Linked DNA regions of Homo sapiens: region 1 is linked to region 2. A link is a contact called in ENCODE Hi-C or POLR2A ChIA-PET data. All regions are on one chromosome and are shown on one strand. The core of a region is the stretch at or near the end of the contact, and the rest is flanking DNA. Distances in the headings are between cores, read along the strand shown.

What was found. A loop is a pair of places that touch in the nucleus more often than their neighbours do. ChIA-PET counts read pairs that join two places held with the same protein, here RNA polymerase II (POLR2A). Pooled maps may share reads with other maps.
Region 1: a loop to region 2 is called in a map of transverse colon, with 4 times the contacts of the local background. The contact joins two enhancer-like sites. A Hi-C loop is called at or near these places in 9 of 168 maps with a recorded cell type or tissue (GM12878, chondrocyte, endothelial cell of umbilical vein and 5 more), 37 of 37 single-sample maps with no recorded cell type and 20 of 50 pooled maps. POLR2A ChIA-PET finds 5 or more read pairs at or near these places in 3 of 52 experiments (AG04450, GM12878 and activated CD4-positive, alpha-beta T cell).

What each region holds. Positions count from the first base shown.
Region 1 is chr13:33,196,305-33,199,915 of GRCh38, reverse strand. The region is part of intron 1 of STARD13 (StAR related lipid transfer domain containing 13); the gene reads left to right. Among named protein-coding and RNA genes, the nearest start is that of STARD13-AS, 79 kb to the left of the region's middle. RefSeq lists an enhancer at 3-72. Within about 2 kb of position 2,000, at least 5 of the 41 ENCODE cell types and tissues checked have a DNase peak (open chromatin) inside an H3K27ac peak, as active enhancers do; they include sigmoid colon, where a contact is called at or near this core.
Region 2 is chr13:33,535,610-33,539,290 of GRCh38, reverse strand. It overlaps a transcript of STARD13 not described here. Among named protein-coding and RNA genes, the nearest start is that of LINC02344, 200 kb to the right of the region's middle. Within about 2 kb of position 1,455, at least 7 of the 41 ENCODE cell types and tissues checked have a DNase peak (open chromatin) inside an H3K27ac peak, as active enhancers do; they include sigmoid colon, where a contact is called at or near this core.

The DNA of each region.
Region 1 (3,611 bases), core at 751-3,250, 340 kb after region 2:
CATGTGCTTATTATACTGCATCCTGGACCATTGGTACTGGGCCCGGCCAATGACTGGCCATATATATACATTACGAGACATGCCTAAGGAGGAGAAACCCAGCAAGCAGATGAGATACAATTTCTCAAACTAACCATAAATTACTCCATGAAAAGAACCCTTATGTAACACTGAGGCATCCTGATTAGTGTTCTTTGGGCCTTGCAAGTACCTGAATGAAACCACAAAATAGTTAAACAACAATATTGGGAACTCAGTTTCAATAAAAGCTGTTTATTTTTAGCTGAGGATCAAACTCCAAAATAAGTGACCTCTCTGTGGCAGGCATTCTAGCAGAGCAGAAGTTATTTTTATCTTTAGAGTTTCTTGTAAAGTCTTCTGCTTCATGTTGGCTTAAACTATAGCTTTCTGTTTCTTTTCGGTTTTGCTGACATTCACTTATTTGGTGTTGGTGTATTACTTCTACAAAGGACCTAAATGCTTATCTCACTACAGTTCTCCTCCTCCAAAATGCACAGCTAGTGACATTGTATACTTAATGCCAACAAACATTTATTGAGCATCTACTGTGTGAAAGGAACTATGAAAAGGAGACATATAATGTCTTTTCAAGAATATTACAGTCACGTCTTGGGGACAGATATGGACACAATTCAAGAAAGAATGATTTTTGTTGTAATCAGGGGCTTAAGGCAATGTGCTATGGGGCACATATTTAAATCCAATTCAAAGAATGGAAAAGCTTTATGCATGATATGAAATGTGGCCTGGAAACATCAACAGATTTCAGTAGAAGGTAAAGTAGGAAACAGATGCTCAAGATCAAAGGATGTATGTTTAAAAACACAAAGACTTTAAGTGTGTAATGTGTTCAAAAATAGATGAGTGAACCTCAGCGTGACTATACCTTAGGATGTATGGAGAGATCACTGCATTGGGAAAGGCGATTGGAAAAGGAGATGGGGGCTAGAACTTTTTAAGGGTTTTAGATGCTATTTAATAAATCATATGTAGTTACTGACAAATTATGAGGAAGGTGGCGATTTTCAACTTGTAATTTAGGATGAATATTTTGGTAGAAAGTGCATTAGAGAAGATGCAGTAGCACCATTTATAGGTCCATTGCAATAACCCACCTGTCCATTTAAGTATATATTCATTAGATATCTACTGTGTGCTAGGCCCAATTTTAGACTATAGAGGCACAGGAATGAGCAAAATAGGAAAACAAAGTTTCCTGACTCGTGGGGCTCATGCTCTTGTGGAGAAGACAGAGAGTGAATAGCATAAATAAATGAACTATGTTTATTTTAGTGATAACTGATAAAGAGAAGGAATAAAACAGGGAAAGGGGGTATGGAGGTGAGGGAGAAGGGTTAATTTCTGTACATTTTGCAATATATATTCAAGGTAATTAAGGAAGGCCTCTTGGAGAAAGAACTTGAGGGAAGACCTGAAGGAAGGAGGCTTTAGGCAGGGTCTCTAAACATCTGGGGTAAGCCTGGGTCAAGCAGAGGAGACAGATAGGGCCAAGGCTCTGATGCTGGGTGAGCCTGGGATGCTCACAAGTTGACTAGTGAGTTGGGCAGTGTGGGCAGAAGAGGGAAAAGGAGAGAAACAAAGCATCCCTTAGTGACTGTGGGCTTGGTTAATAAAGAATAAGTCAAAGACAATTTAGATTTTTTTCCTGGATGGCTTAGGTTGACATATTTGGTGTTGAAACAGCTTTTCTTTTGTTTTGTTTTTTTGAGACGGAGTCTCACTCTGTGGCCCAGGCCGGAGTGCAGTGGCGTGATCTCGGCTCACTGCAACCTCCGCCTCCTGGGTTCAAGCAATTCTCCTGCCTCCCTCCTAAGTAGCTAGGACTACAGGTGTGTGCCACCATGCCCGGCTAATTTTTTGTGTTTTTAGTAGAGGCGGGGTTTTACCATGTTAGCCAGTGTGGTCTTGATCTCCTGACCTCATGATCCGCCCATCTCGGCCTCCTAAAGTGCTGGGATTGCAGGCGTGAGCCACCGCGCCCGGCCTGAAACAGCTTTTGTAAGATGGCCTTGGTGACCTCATCAAGGAAGAGGGGAAGTCAGCTAAGAATTAGCAGCCAGGGATTAGGACTGGGGATGGAAATTCAGTGGCAATGTTTTGGATTACCTCCTGGGAGGAACAGGAAAAGGATCTAACTACATACTAATGTAAGGACGGATGAGCAGGGTGTTGGTTCTACCATGGCTTGCTGATCCGTTAGGCAAGCATACATTAGCACTTACTGCGTCAGCAGCAGCACTGTGTCGAATGCTGGGCAGACCGAAGTGGAATTGGCTCGCTGACGGAGAGGAAAGAGAATATTTATAAAGTTTGTTCCTTCATCAGATCTGAGAGAATGAGATAGCGTAAATATTTAACTCTGACAATAAGCCCACTTGCGATACAAACAAGTTTTATTGGGCTGACGCTTAAGAGGTCTATTGAAAACACACACACACACACACACACACACACACAACTCTCTTCCTTTGTCTATAGAGATAACTCAATTCACACCAAATAGCTATATTCTTCAATAATTAACCCTGCCTAAATCTGTCTATAGAACTGAGTTTTCAACCAGTACGCTTACAGGGTGCCTCACATGGGATATGAGTGTGCCCTGAATTGGTAATAGGTGTGCTGAAAATATTGACCTCCTCAGTCTTGGGCTGGCTGAGCGGGACCTGGGGTGACCAAAGGCTTGAGCTTCCCATAGCCTAGTAGCTTATCCCAGCATGTAGTACAAACACAACGTGTGTGCCATGTGTGAAAAAGGCTGGGAAGCAGGCAGTGTGGCCACCCTATATTCATTTCCCCGGCACAGTGGCCCCAGCCTTTGTTGAATATACACTCATATCAGTAACAAAATCTTGAGCAGTACTCCCAATATATCTATCTTTATGTATTTTATAAGTTACATGCAGTTCTACTGTCATTAATATCTCAAGTCATAAAGGCCAAAGTCCATCAATAATTACGTAAATCTCTATTTCAAATAGTCTTCCAGACAATTTTACACTAGTTCAGTTGGCTTCTTTTCTGGTCTAAATCTGTGTTCATTATTGCTGCCTTGTAGAAGTGACTGTTAACAGGGCCAGTACTAGGAGTAAGGGAATTTCAGCTTTGTCTCTTTCTTGTTGGCTACTCATTGCTGGTAATTAATATTTTCTCTTTGTGGTTCCTCTGCAAGAATCTTTTTAAGTTGCCTCTCCATTCTGTTAGGATTAGTTTGGTTAAAGATAAGCAATGTAGCTCACAGTCTCTCAATCGAGTCCATGTCGGCTGCCGCACATCATGATGTAGGGCAGTACTGAAAGCAAGCGTGGAGGTAAGATTGCTGGGGTCAATCCTCTCTACTATACAATCGCCACCCTCCCTCCCAGAAACCACTGGCAGGCTGGCAGCTCCAGTGAGGGCGCCTCCTATCATATCCTGATATTGCATACTGGCATAACAATTTGTTTCTTTAAAAATATTTATTTTATTTGTATTTATTATTATTATTGTTTTTTGAGACAGAGTCTCGCTTCATTGTCCAGGCTGGAGAGTGGTGCAATCTCAGCTCACTTTGCCCCCCAGGTTCCAGC
Region 2 (3,681 bases), core at 206-2,705:
GAACATGGCATATATCTCCTTTTATTTTGATCTTTAATTTCTGTTTGTAATTTTCAGCATACAGGTATTGCACATACATTGTTAAGTTTCTTCCAACACATTTCATGGTTTTTATTCTAAGTGTATTTTTTTAGTTTAAGTTTTCAGTTGTTGAATCATTTTATTTTAGTTCTAGAATTTTCTTATGCATAGATTCTACGTCTCTAGTATTAATAAATGCAAGGCCGGGCGCAGTGGCTCACGCCTATAATCCCAGCACTTTGGGAGGCAGAGGTGGGCGGATCACAAGGTCAGGAGATTGAGACCATCCTGGCAAACACGGTGAAACCCCGTCTCTACTAAATATACAAAAAATTAGTCCGGCATGGTGGCAGGCACCTGTAGTCCCAGCTACTCAGGAGGCTGAGGCAGGAGAATGGTGTGAACCCGGGAGGCGGAGCTTGCAGTGAGCCGAGATTATAACACTGCACTCCAGCCTGGGTCACAGAGCCAGACTCCGTCTCAAAAAAAAAAAAAAAATTAAATAGTTTGTGCCCATTAACTCCAGTATTTGGATCATCTGTGGATCTTGTTTCCATTATCTTTTTCTTCTGTTTCCTGGTATGCCCAGAAATTCTTTATGAAATGTTGTCTTTGTTTATGAAAAAAAAAAAAATACTGGGCTCTGAGTGGTGTTTTTTACTTTATGGAAGTATTTGTAGGATTTACTTTTGCTTCTATTAGGAAGCTAGGCTAAGGGCAGAGCACCTTAATCTAATATGGAAGTGAGATTATTTCAAACTGGTTTTTAGACTTTGTTAGGTCTCGTCTATTTCAGGTTCTTTCTTACTCCTGAGGTGACCCTTTCTGTGTCCCAGCTAAAAGCCGAGGTGTTAGGCCTTCCCTCTTTCGTGGGCCCTGAACTCGCATTTTTATTTTCTCAATCAGTGGACTCCTGAAAGCAATCTCTTCTCAGCTTCTCTGCTTCTTAGTTGCCATTATCTGTGTAACTTCTCAGCCTCTGAAACAACTTCCAAATTGATGAATAAGGTAAGGGGAAAAAGAGAGTCAAATATGGGCAGAATTTTCTGCACCCTTCTTCGGGATCTTGCCCTCTCAAGATCCTTTTTGTATTTTACTCAGATTTCCCTAGTTCTTCACGGTTCAGAGGCGGGGTCATTTTTTTTTAAATCCTCGTAATCTGAGAGTCTTTATGCTAATAAAGATAGGCTCATTTTTCTGAACTAGTGTCAATACTTTTTGTTTCTAAACATCAGAAGCAACACAGAAGACATGGAAGTGACTTTCCGTCTTAATTCCAGAGGTGTTTGTGGGGCCTCCTGGCAGTGGTACCCCCTTGCCACAGATGGGTTCCTAGGCAATGCCCTAGTTCTCTTTAGAGTTGGCCTGACTCTGTCTTCTGTATGGGGAAGCACCCTCTGTTCCTTTTGCTGAGAGATCAGGGTAGTTCTGTTTCCAGGCGAGCTAAACATGACTATGCTGTAGCTGTAAATTCAGTCTGTCACCTTTGGTACTCTTAAAATACAAGCATATGTTCTAGTCAGGCAAGAAGAAATACATCTTTTCTTTTCTTTTCCTTGTTGGTTTTTTAATTTTTTTTTTATGCCAGTAAAGAAATATACACTTCCCGGCCAAGCCCGAGAGTGGATTTGATTTTTTACCGTAATTTCAAGGAATAATTATATAAAACATTGCCCACAGGTCTGTGAGTGTACTGTAGAAAGATCGAATGATCAGGACTTAATCCAAGACCCCTCACTTTCTGCATGGGTGTAATTGAGCGTTATTTAACTTTTCTGAGCCTCAGTTTCCCTAAAGTGTCAAATAAGATACCTACTTGCCAAGACTGGGTTTTAATAAGATTGTTTGTAAAATGTCTGATACATAGTGGGTTCTTTATTGTTTTTAAAATTATTTATACAAACAGTTTTAACTTCAAGGGGGAATGTTAGTCATAACTTGTCTGCGTAGCAGCAGTATTTCGGAAACCACAACATTTCCAGATTTCTGCTCATCACTTAGTTTGTTTTATTCAGTAAACACTGATTGGACTCCCACTAAATGCTGAATGCTGCACTAGGACGCAAAACCAATGAAACAATAACCTTTCTCACAGCTATGTAAACAACTTGTTCATTTTATTGAAAGCCGTGCTCAGAACTGTTCTGGAAGTTTACTCATCTGTAGTGCTCAAGTCGTGGTATTTGCTCTCTTGCTGCTATTTAATGAATCCTGAAATTGTTTTTGTAACCTAAAATAAAATTTTTACTATGATAAAATAACCTAAAAGAAAATCTGATTAAAAAGTTTATTTAATGTGGAATAAAATTTAAAGCAGCTCTAATATGAATAGCAAGGGAATTTTGTTACTAACAAACCGATAGAACAATATAATGAGGCAGTTTCACTAAGACTGTATGACAAAATGGAACCTGAACTCTGCTCCAGTGTATTAATAATTAGTGTGACTTTTACAGAGATTGGAGTATAGGCTGTTATCAGACATCACAGGGAAGTTCTGTTCAGTAAGCTGGCAGAAGCAATTTCTTCTTTCTTTAAAGAGGAAAACCAGGTGGTTTTACAGTTGAGTGTTCGTTAAAAGAGGTATCTACCAGTTTTTCCCTTTTAATTCTGCTTTTCAGATTGTGCTAGCCCAGAGAGAGTTATAAATCCCTTGAATATAAGACATTGACTTCAGTTTTTATTGTCACCTCTCATATACATCCCTAATGTTTATCTAATTTTTATCTTACCAAGACAGCATAATCATTATGCAGTAAATATAGACTGAGTAATATTACAACATTCTCAGATTCAGGAGACTCTCCCATGATGGGAAAATATATTTCAGAATCAAATACTCTTATTTCCTAAGCTTCGTTTTCTTTATTATTTTTTATTAGTTTTCATTTTCCTAACTTATAGAATAAACAAATGCAGTTTGGAACAATTAAAAAGTTTCTTACAGTTATTGATGATAAAACAGTCCAAATGATGTTACACTAAATTTCATAAATTCCTGGCTTTAAAAATACGTATGATGTAATGGCATGTTAAATAATGGCCAGCACAATTTAGTTGTCTTATTTGCCATTTCTGTTTTGCTTCACCATTTTACCATTTTATTTTCCACCTTTGAGTCTTCAGTACTCTTAACTGTATCACTGAGGATTGACAATCCTATATATTTAATTTATTTACATGCACACACGGAAAATGGAATGTCACATCTAGAGTAGCTTTCCCATAACCCAGCTCTATTCATGTCCCCCAAATCACTGATGCTCTTATTCCAGATCATGATGAGGACCAACTGGGGTGTAAGCCTGACCTCTGTGTGTTCTATAAGGGATCACTCAGTCCTCTTCCATTCCAATAATTTAAGTATAGATTTTCGGACTGCCATCTCGCCTTGTATAATATGCTTAGATGGAATCAGTAAAACAAATGTGCCTTTTATTTCCCTGAATGGGATTATTGTAAAGAAACAAGAAGCCATCAATAAGGGGGCAAAGTTCCCTTTATCCCCAAAACACCAATAGTCACATTTGAGGGCTAGAACATATTTACTTCAGCTTTTGTGGTAAGAGAAAGAATGTAAGTTTTTTATGTTCAAAATAAAGTTGACCTTGGTGCAAAACAACCAATATGTTCTAAGAACTTTCTCCTCCTTTGGAGCAG